Linked DNA regions of Homo sapiens: region 2 is linked to region 1. The links are chromatin contacts, found by Hi-C or POLR2A ChIA-PET in ENCODE. All regions are on one chromosome and are shown on one strand. The core of a region is the stretch at or near the end of the contact, and the rest is flanking DNA. Distances in the headings are between cores, read along the strand shown.

Evidence for each region. Hi-C counts contacts between places; a loop is a spot of excess contacts on that map. ChIA-PET counts read pairs that join two places held with the same protein, here RNA polymerase II (POLR2A). Pooled maps may share reads with other maps.
Region 2: a map of B cell shows a loop between it and region 1 (25-fold over the local background). The contact joins the promoter of CSDE1 here to the promoter of WDR47 in region 1. A Hi-C loop is called at or near these places in 1 of 168 maps with a recorded cell type or tissue (B cell) and 5 of 50 pooled maps. POLR2A ChIA-PET finds 5 or more read pairs at or near these places in 1 of 52 experiments (IMR-90).

What each region holds. Positions count from the first base shown.
Region 1 is chr1:109,039,282-109,044,558 of GRCh38, reverse strand. It overlaps WDR47 (WD repeat domain 47), which reads left to right and starts at 2,457. Exons shown (of 15, transcript NM_001142551.2): 1 at 2,457-2,697. RefSeq lists a silencer at 2,260-2,809.
Region 2 is chr1:114,756,216-114,761,555 of GRCh38, reverse strand. CSDE1 (cold shock domain containing E1) reads left to right here and starts at 3,572. Exons shown (of 20, transcript NM_001007553.3): 1 at 3,572-3,631. RefSeq lists enhancers at 3,366-3,655, 3,027-4,020, 3,856-4,175.

The DNA.
Region 1 (5,277 bases), core at 1,208-3,707:
GGACTGCAGGTGTGTCTCACCGTGTCTAATTTTTTATTCTTGTTTTTGTAGAGAGGGAGTCTCACTATGTTGCCTAGGCTAGTCTCTAACTCATGGCCTCATGTGAGCCTCTGGCCTAAGCCTCCCAAAGTGCTGGGATTTCAGGCATGAGCCACTGTGCCCACCCATTTATTATTTCTTTTCTTTTTTTTTGAGACGCGGTCTCGCTCTGTCACCAGGCTGGAGTGCAGTGGCCCAATCTCGGCTCACTGCAACCTCCGCCTCCCGGGTTCAAGTGATTCTCCTGCCTCAGACTCCCGAGTAGCTGGGACTACAGGCGCACACCACCACACTCGGCTAATTTTTGTATTTTTAGTAGAGACAGGGTTTCACCATGTTGGCCAGGATGGTCTCGATCTCTTGACCTCTTGACCTCGTGATCTGCCCGCCTCGGCCTCCCAAAGTGCTGAGATTACAGGCATAAGCCACCACGCTTGGCCTGCCATTTACTATTTCTTTGTGTTGGGAACATTCTGAATCTTCTCTTCTAGCTGTTTGGAAATATAGAATAGATTATTGTTAACTATAGTCACCCAATTATGCTATTGAGCACTAGAATTTATTCCTGCTACATAACTGTATTTTTGTACCCATTAACCTCTTTATCCCCCCTTTGCCCTCCACTACACTTTCTAGCCTCTGGTAACCACCATTCTATTCACTACCTCCACGAGATCAATTCTTTTAGTTCCCACATATGTGTGAGAACGTGCAATATTTGTCTTTTTGTGCTTGTCTTGTTTCACTTAACATAATGTCCTCCCGTCCCATCCATGTTGCTGCAAATGACAGGATTTCATTCTTTCTTAATGGGTGAATAAGATTGTATTGTGTGGCCGGGCGCGGTGGCTCACGCCTGTAATCCCAGCACTTTGGGAGGCCGAGGCGGGTGGATCACGAGGTCAGGAGATCAAGACCATCCTGGCTAACACGGTGAAACCCCGTTTCTAATAAAAATACAAAAAAAAAAAAAAAAATTAGCCGGACCTGGTGGCGGGCGCCTGTAGTCCCAGCTACGCGGGAGGCTGAGGCAGGAGAATGGCGTGAACCCGGGAGGCGGAGTTTGCAGTGAGTCGAGATGGCGCCACTGCACTCCAGCCTGGGCGACAGAGCGAGACTCCGTCTCAAAAAAAAAAAAAAAAAAAAAAGATTGCATTGTGTATATGTACCACATTTTCTTTATCCATTTGTCTGTTGATTGACATAGGTTGATTCTATATTTTGGCTATTGTGAATAGTACTGCAATAAGCATGGGAGTGCCAGAAATATTTTTGATGTTTATTCTCTTTACCAGACTGTTACCCCATTTTCCCCTTTTGGGAGGTCCAGCTCACTCTGGACTTTCGCCTCTGTGAGGATGATGTTCTTTTTTCTGTGAGACGGAGTCTCTCGCTCTGTCACCCAGGCCGGAGTGCAGTGGCATGATCTCGGCTCACTGCAACCTCCGTCTCCCAGGTTGAAGCGATTCTCCTGCCTCAGCCTACCAAGTAGCTGTGATTACAGGAGGCTTGCCAGCACACCCGGCTAATTTTTGTATTTTTAGTAGAGACGGGGTTTCACCATGTTGGCCAGGCTGGTCTCAAACTCCTGACCTCAGGTGATCCGCCCGCCTCGGCCTCCTAAAGTGCTGGAATTGCAGGCGTGAGCCACCGCGCCTGGCCGAGAATGATGTTCTTACAGGTTTGTGTAATTGTATTCTTCCTTATGGTTATACTTCCTGGATGCTTAATTAAGCTCGGTTGAACATCACGTATATTTGTGGAATAAGGGGCTTACAACCAACAGGAGTAGACAAAACCTGAACATATTAAATGTTAAGTAACTGAAAAATGCTTTCAAGGCAGATCAGCTTTGCAAAATGAGAAACCAGGAAGGGGACAAACAAACTACTGGAGTTTTCTGGGACGAAGTGGGACCTAGGAAAGCAGCGAAAGAAGGGTAGAAGGCAACATTAATTTCATTAACCTTTATTAATTATCGGGGAGGAGTATGAAGAGTCAATCCTAATGCGCAGTCTTCTCCATTTGCAGGCGACAATCCTGTTCGTGCTATTTTGGGACATGGGGTCACCGGCCAGCTAAGGGTCTACGTCCCTGCCACCAGTCTCACGCTATTGCCGCACCCGTTCTGCTACTCCCCCGGGCCCCTAGCCGGTCCCTCCAAGCCCGACCCCCGCCCGCCCCGCCCAGGCTTTGGTCCGCCCCGCCCAGGCTTTGGTCCGCCCCGCCCCTCCCCGCCCCAGCTTTGGGCCCGCCCCTCCACGCCCCTCCCCGCCCCGCCCCGCCCCGCCGACTCGCCCTTCGGCTCAGGCACCTGCCTGGCCGCCCCGCGCGGCGGGGTCCTGAGGCGCCTCGGGGAAGCGCGGCGATTGGCTGCCGCTCGCGGGTAGAGCTCGGCTCCCCGGCACTTGACAACCGCAGTCTGCAAGAGGCTGAGCTGAGGAGTCGCTGGGCCGGGAGGGGCGGACGTGAGAAGGACGGATTGACGAACTGATGGATTGACGCGCGGGCGGTAGGAGGGAGGACCGACGCCAAACCCAGACCGCCGCCGTCGTGCTCCTGCCGCAGCCCGGAGCCGGCCGCTTCGGGGCCCTGGCCGCCGGCCTCCCAGCCGCGTTCTCCTCCGCCGCTCCTCCGGGCTTGCCCTGGAGCCCTCAGGTGGGTGACTCCGGGAGTCGGAGGCTGGGTCGGTCCGCTGCACACCTCGGGTTGCCATGGTCACCCGTCGCCTCCTGTCACCACCTGACACGGCTCCGACCGGGCGGCCCCGAGGACTGTGTTTGCGGCCCCGGAGAGGGGTCTTTAGTGGGCTTGGGTGCCGACTGGGAGGGGGCTGGGGTCGTGGGTGAGGCCCCAGCATCGCGGGGTGAGGATCTGCGAACTGCTGGGCCCCGGTTCGAGGTCACCGGTCCTGGACCACACCTTTCCCACATTACCAGTTGGATTCTGGGGGCAGAGCGACGCCCCTCGCCCTGGCACTGAGCAGCAAGTGAGCGCGAGGTTCGTGCCCATCTCGCCGCTGCGCCGATTCTTCCTTCCTCGCCCCTTGGTCGAGCCCGTGCGAGAACTGAGGGGCGCGCTCGCGTCCCTTTCTGGGCACGCCTTGGCCCGGAGGAAGAGAGGGAGCGGCGGGGCTGGGAGCCCCGCTGGGGCCGGTTTTGGCCTTTCTCACATCAATGGTCGGGATGGGAGCAGGCCTTTGGGGATCTGGGTGTGGTCGCGGAAAGGGGCAGCGACTCGATTTAGAACTGGGATTGCGCTGGAGGGGCGCCTGCGTAGAAGAACGCAAGGTTGTGGAACTCAAAGGGTTAAACCGCTTCCCTTTATTGGGGAGAAAAATATTGGAACTCTAGCTCTGGGGCGAGGCCATGGGCAAAGGGGGCGGGGGCGGGGGGCGAGGGTAGGCCGGGGCGGCATTTGGGCTTTTGACCAGATGATTTTTCCTTCTCTGTACCCAGACGTGCAGTTAGTAACCGTGCATGGTATCTGAGGGGACCGTTTTTTTTTTTTGGCAACTTGGTTTTCTCTGCATAATGAAAGGAGAAGTCTTTGTTCCACCCAGATTCGTAGGTTGTGATCCTAATACTTATTTCTCTCTTTGTTGGAGACTCTGTAGAATGCCTCAAAAAGTTAATGGCACAGAAATGAACATGTAGGTTTAAAAAATGCTATAAATCTTTTTTTCACAGTAAATTCAAGTAGAATTTTTTTGTCTCCAGTGTTGGCATATGTTGCATTGGCATTTTACTAAGAAGGAGAAACGCCTAAGAGCCCATTTTCCTTTATATGGCATATTGTCGAGGTCTCATTTAGGAAGAAGATGAAATGAATAATTCTACTTTAGGTTTGGGAGATTAGGAGAGATTGCTTCCAATAGGAAAGAAACATTATTACACGGTAATGGAAAAGTCAAGTCACAACAGTATATTGTTAGGTAAAAAAGCCAAAACCCAAACACTTGAATTTGGATGCCATTATGAAGATGTAAATTTTTTTTTTTTTTTGGACGGGATTTTAACCTGTGTTTATCTCCCACTGGTCCACTTCCTGGTTCTTTTCTCCCTCGCCTTAAAAACCAGTACTGTTAAGAATGTGTCATAAGAGAACAGGGGTACTATCCTATGTTACTACTTACATAATGGTGTTCAACCTCTTTTCCTGTTTGTGAAATAGAATATATTAGTTATTTAATGGGCGGCATATGAAATGCTTAATGTATGCTGCAGTTTCAGAAACGCTTTAGTTATGAAAAGATGTGCAGTTTTCCTTAGTAGATCAGTAAGCTGAAAAATCAGATTACCTGTATTTAAGCTTTCTTTTGCTACTGATTGCATTCTTGTAAGAGCTGCTAAGCTTAACATTGACTGATTTCTCATTCTGTAAAATGGTGATGCTTGCTATTGTTTTAGTCTGAGAATGGGCTTTGAGTTGAAAGCACTTTGGAAGGCATCTGTTGATTACCTTTTTTTTTTTTTTTTTTTTTTGAGACGGAGTCTCACTCTGTCATCCAGGCTGGAGTTCAGTGGCATGATCTCGGCTCACTGCAGCCTCTGCCTCCTGGGTTCAAGCGATTCTCCTGCCTCAGCCTCCCAAGTAGCTGGGATTACAGGTGCCTGCCACCACGCCCGGCTACTTTTTGTATTTTTAGTAGAGATGGGGTTTCACCATGTTGGCTAGGCTGGTCTCGAACTCCTAGCCTCAGGTGATCCACCCGCCTTGGGCTCGCAATGTTGGGATTACAAGCTTGAGCCACCGTGCCTGACCCTGTATATTATTTTTGAACAGAAGACTTGAACCCAGGTCTTCAGACTCCAAATCCAATGCTGGCCCACACCTGAGGATACTTCAGTTTTGAGACTATTACACCGAATAGCCAAAGCTTGCATATTTCAACTAATTTTTCTCTATGTTGAGTTTGTTTCTGTTCAAGTGAAAAGATATCCTTAAAAAAGGGTTTATACCGGCTGGGCGTGGTGGCTTGTGCCAGTAATCCCAGCACTTTGGGAGGCCAAAGCGGGCGGATCACGTGAGGTCAGGAGTTTGAGACCAGCCTGGGCAACATGGTGAAACCCTGTCTTTATCAAAAATATAAAAATTAACTGGGCATGGTGGCGTGTGCCTGTAATCCCAGCTATTTGGGAGGCTGAGGTAGGAGAATTGCTTGAACACAGGAGGCAGAGGTTGCAGTGAGCCAAGATCATGCATGCCACTGCACTCCAGCCTGGGCGACAAAGCGAG
Region 2 (5,340 bases), core at 2,323-4,822, 5.7 Mb before region 1:
GTGGTATTATGTTATTCTTATTTATATAATGCCCTTTAACTGTTTAGAGGCTGGTTAAAGAATAAAAAGTTTTGGGTTGTAGGCCTATAGGACCAAATCTTAATTATTTACATTAATTCTTATGGAAATAATTCTTCTTTATGAATGTTTTTGCTCTAGAAGTATTATTTCTGTTCTGAAACCTTGGATGTGGACCTCTTTACCATGCACTATTATCATAATTTTATCTTATTTAATGAAATATTTTTTAAGACCTTGTCTCATTCTGTTGCCCAGGCTGAAGTGCAATAGCACGATTATGGCTCACTGCAGCCATGACCTCCCAGGCTTAAGCAGTCTTCCCATCTCAGCCTGCTGAGTAGCTGGGACCACACATGCATCACCATGCCTGGCTAATTTTCAATTTTTTTGTAAAGACGGGGTTTCGCTACATTGCCCAGTCTGGTCCGGAACTCCTGAGCTCAAGCGATCCTCCCACCTTGGCTTCTAAAGTCTGGGATTACAGTTGTGAGCCACCGTGCCCAGCCTATCATAATTTTATAAAAGAAGATCCTCTTTAGTTTCCCTAAACAGGGAGGACATGTCAGAATAAAAACAACTCTTAAAATCTGGAATAAATTTAGCCTTATTTAATTTTTTTAAAAAAGCTCTATATTGACCTAATTTTTCTCATTCGACAGAGAAATGACAAAAATCTCACCCACCGCTGCTCAAGAAAACCTTACAAACTGTAAGAAATGCTTACTTTTGATTCTAAAGTAGACTTCAGAGATAATGTACTTATTGATGATTGTAGAGGGAAAAAAAGCACACAATCATTATCAATTTCATTGTCTAAGTTTTTCAGAGTAGAAAACTAAATATGATGAATAACTAAAAATAATTTCTCAAATTTTTTTCTGATGGTTCCTTAACAGACTATCTTCCCAAAATCCATGTCACCCTGTTGCATAGGAGATGGTTTTCCAAAGTGATTTAACAAGTTTCTGATTTAATTTAAAAAAAAACATAAAAAGATAACCACATTTTTTCAGTTTTTGATTTGACTTCAAAATTCATCTGAAAAAAATCATTATGTAGTGATCTAATAATGAAACCTACTTCTGTTTGTGGGTTTTACTTGTAGAAACAGTAAATCATTTTAACTTGTGATTTATATCAAATTGTTCCACCTGTTACTTTCTTTAATGCATTAGAAGCTAAAATGTATATTTCTCGGTTTATACAGACTGCATTTTGTGTTAAATGTAAATTGATATTAATTTTGGAACAAGGAGGAATTTAAAGGAATTTAAAGACAATTGGGATATATTCAGAATGATGATGATGAAATGATTATATAATTAAAGAAGGTTTTCAGAAGCTATGTGTAATGGTAGAAATCAAGGCTTTATCCTTCCTTATTAATAGTAATTGTATTGATATAATTTAGTAAGACTTTTTTTTTTTTACATTTCCTATTGCTGTGATATTTGAGAATGTATACTAAAAGTAGAATTACCTAATTACCTAATTAGTTTCACATGACCTCATATCTAGCGCAAGAGCCTGGTACAGTTTCTCTATAACATTAGATTAGAATACACAGACCAGCTGTATTGCAGGAAGGGGAGATCTCGATTTAAGAACTGGGTGAATTAAACAAAACAGCTGGTTTGAAATATTTACATTCTGGGCCAGGCGTGGTGGCTCATGCCTGCAATCCCAGCACTTTGGTAGGCCGAGGTGGGCGGATCACCTGAGGTAAGGAGTTGGAGACCAGCCTGACCAACATGGAGAAACTCTGTCTCTACTAAAAATACAAAATTAGGTCGGGTGCGGTGGCTCATGCCTGTAATCCCAGCACTTTGGGAGGCTGAGGCGGGTGGATCACGACATCTGGAGTTCGAGACCAGCCTGGCCAACATGGTGAAACCCTGTCTCTACCAAAAATACAAAAATTAGCCGGGTGTGGTGGTGCACGCCTGTAATCCCACCTACTCAGGAGGCTGAGGCAGGAGAATTGCTTGAACCCGGGAGGCGGAGGTTGCAGTGAGCTGAGATCATGCCATTGCACTCCAGCCTAGGCAACACGAGTGAACTCCATCTGAAAAAAAAAAAAATTTACATTCTGTAGTTTCCCAGAAATATATTCCAATTTCTAACAACTTATCATACTGTTGTCCAGTGCTATTTATTCAACAAGCTTTTGAGAGTTGTTGAGAGCGGGCACTGTCAACAACCAGGGATGCAAAGATGAATTTCATAAGCTCTGTGCTAGAGTATTACTACCTAGTAAAAACTAATAATTACAATAGAGTGAGCTATGAAAGCATTGAAAATGAAGCAAATATTTGTGCTTAGGAAAGCGTGGGAAGGCATCAAAGAGAGCAAAAAGGCAGTTTTGAGGTGTTATACATGGGACTGGACACCAGCAACAAAGGTGGTGAGGAAATTTTTGAACAGAAATGGGACACGGCCTCCTCTTAGAATTCAAGAGGTTGAATTGAAGGTTGTCTTTCCTTCATTGCACTTATTCCAATGTGTATGTTTAGATTTGTTTTTGTGATCATCAATGATGCTAGACTAAAAGTTCCTTGAGGACAAGTCTATATCCGATTTTCTTTACAACTGTATACTTCCCAGTGGTTACACATACAACATGTCAAATAAATGTGTTGTAAGCAAAAAGTGGGTAGGAGAGTTCTCAGAAGACTGGCTGCTCATTATTTATCCAATACTGTCAAGTGAGAGAGCCAGTGAATCTGTGAAAACAGAAGCATTGAATCTGGGAAAAGCATTCCTCTCACCAGAGGAGCATGCTCTACTGTCTGGCAGGGGATAATCCATTGAACTTCCTGTGGTCATAATTACCCATTTTTCTCCTTCCTTCTTCCCCCATTGGATGAATCATCTCTTTGCTCTTATTTCAACCTTTTAATTACTGATCCACCCTCTTTGATTACCTGACACAACAGGAATATCTTTCGTAACTTGAAAGGTCAGTTGACTGAATTTGTTTCATTTTGTTTAGTGATTATGCAGCCTTGCTCACTCTTGTGCATCTGTTGCAATGTTTTTCGTGGAAAACAAAGGTCTCATTTAGATTTCTAAATTACCTTGCTACAAAGCTGACTCTATACTAATGAAATTCCTCTAAAACAGTAGACGTAAGAAAGAATGCTTGCACTATAAGAAGAAACGAGTGTGAGGTCCTTCCGGATTTTTGCTGGGAAAAGATAAATCATTTTTTATGACTCCTGAATATGCCATCAGAATTGTTGGCCTTCAAGGTTTACCCCATTATTGTGGGCTAAAACGTATTCAAACGCTCGAAGACTAGAGACGCCTAAAGCCACCCGCCACCCCTAGTGTCCAGGAGGAGTCAGTAAACACCGAGATTGCTTCCCGCAGCACACCCAAGAAGGAATGTAATGTAATGCAGCCACCATGTTGGTTGTGGTTAAGTGCAGCAAACTGCTTGGCGTCACTTAGCCCTGCTGCGCAAGCGTGTTGAGAGTACGCTTCACTCCGCCCCTTCTCGTGCACGCGCCCGGAGCCCGCAACTCTCGCGAGAGAAGCGAGATTTATTCCTACGTACCGGGCCGTGCTGCTTATGGCGGCGCTGGAGAGGGGGCGCTGAGCTGTTGGGGTGAGTACGACCTCAGGGTCCAACTGGGGGTAGCAGAAACCCAGGGGAAGGGCTGAGAATAAGACCAAGGCTAACGAGAAGCCTTCTGAGTCAAGGTGGGCACTCGTAGAGCTCTAGGTGGGGAAGAATGCACCCCGATTCCCTGCCCTGGGCTTTTTCATACGTCTCCCGTTCAACTGCCTGGGCCTCATGTCAGGTCGCAGAGCTGAAACGAGGAGTTGAGGCCAGCCGGCTGCGCGTGGTGGTAGTGGTGGTGGTGACTAAAGTGGGGGGAGGGAGCGAAAATGGAGGCTCCGACAGCAGCCAAGATGGAGGCAGAGGGTGCGGGGCTCGGGCGCGGAGGCTGCTGGGATCTGTAGTCTGGCTGCTTCCCCATCTGCGGCTTGTCTGGGGAAACGGGAACTACATGTCCCGGCGGGCGGGGCGAGGGGGTGGTGGCGCGGTCCTTTGTGTGAGGTTGGAAGAGCCTGAGACCGAGAAGAGGGGCCTACTTTGACTCTGGACCCTGTAGTTTCCTGGCCGTTACCTGCTTGGGAATCTGACTACCAGTACCAGAGCGCAGTGCGGCAGTGGCGCCTTCTTTGTGTATAGACTGAGACCCTGCTCCATCTAGATATCTTAGGGGAAGTGTTTAAAGACACCTTTCCCCAGCCACATCTGGCACAGTAGTGTGGCGGAATTGACATCGTTACTCCAGTCACCTAGAGCAGGGTCTCAGCACCCAACCTTCCCCTCATTGTCTCCCCTTCGGCGTCTTGAGAAAGGGAACCAGTCCCTAATCTTTTAGGCACGTGGCTCCCACCCCTCTATCTTGGGGAATGGGCGTGCGCCCTGAAAGCTCAGTAGTGTCCTCCCTTCCACCTCCTGTAGTTCTCATGGTGCCAGCGCCTGGCCCACCCACATTGTGCAATGAACGGCCTGGCTTCGTCATTCTATGTAGAATGTTTTAGAGTTCCCCCGTCGGAGACAGCTTCAAATTTTTGCCATGCTATTTTATCAATACGAAATCTTAGTGCCAAGGTTCTTTTGCTTTAAGGTTTTCCCTTAGAAACACCCAGATGGCGGCCGTCTTGCTTAACTCACAGGTGAAGCAGAGAACGCTCCCTGAAACAGGCTTGAATCTGCAAAGAATATCTGAACGTTGTTGGGCAAGTTAATTTTCGTGTTTTGCACCTTAAATGAGTAAAAGAATATGGCGCTCTTTAAACAGTTGGGAGACAGGGCGGAGAGGGAGAATGCTCAAAGGCACTGTGGTAGTTAAATCTTTTTGAGAGGCTTAAATTTTCATCAGGCTGGTATGAACTGGCAGTTCTCAGCCACTGCTACTAACCTACTTTTTTAGAATGTAGGTTTCAAATTATAGCCCACAGATATAAGCTACTCTATACTAAAATGCTGAGTAATTTTCATTTTGAGTAACTAAAGGCAAACATTCTTGATATTGCATTGAGGAGCACTATAATACATACCTTGGTTTTCTTTTGGTACTAACCAATAATGGATATCCTTGGTGTGGGTAAGGAGGGGCTTTATATACTTCAGTAGGGATATACCTGAGTCATAAAACTTAGATAAATATTTGGCCTTCTTTTTGTTTCGTTTTAGCCCTGGGACTAAAATAAAAGAGAAGGTAATAGTTTGGTTTTGCAGCTGTTCTGGATGTTTACCATCGAGATGATTATTTATAGCAGCTGAGTTGAAAACTAAAG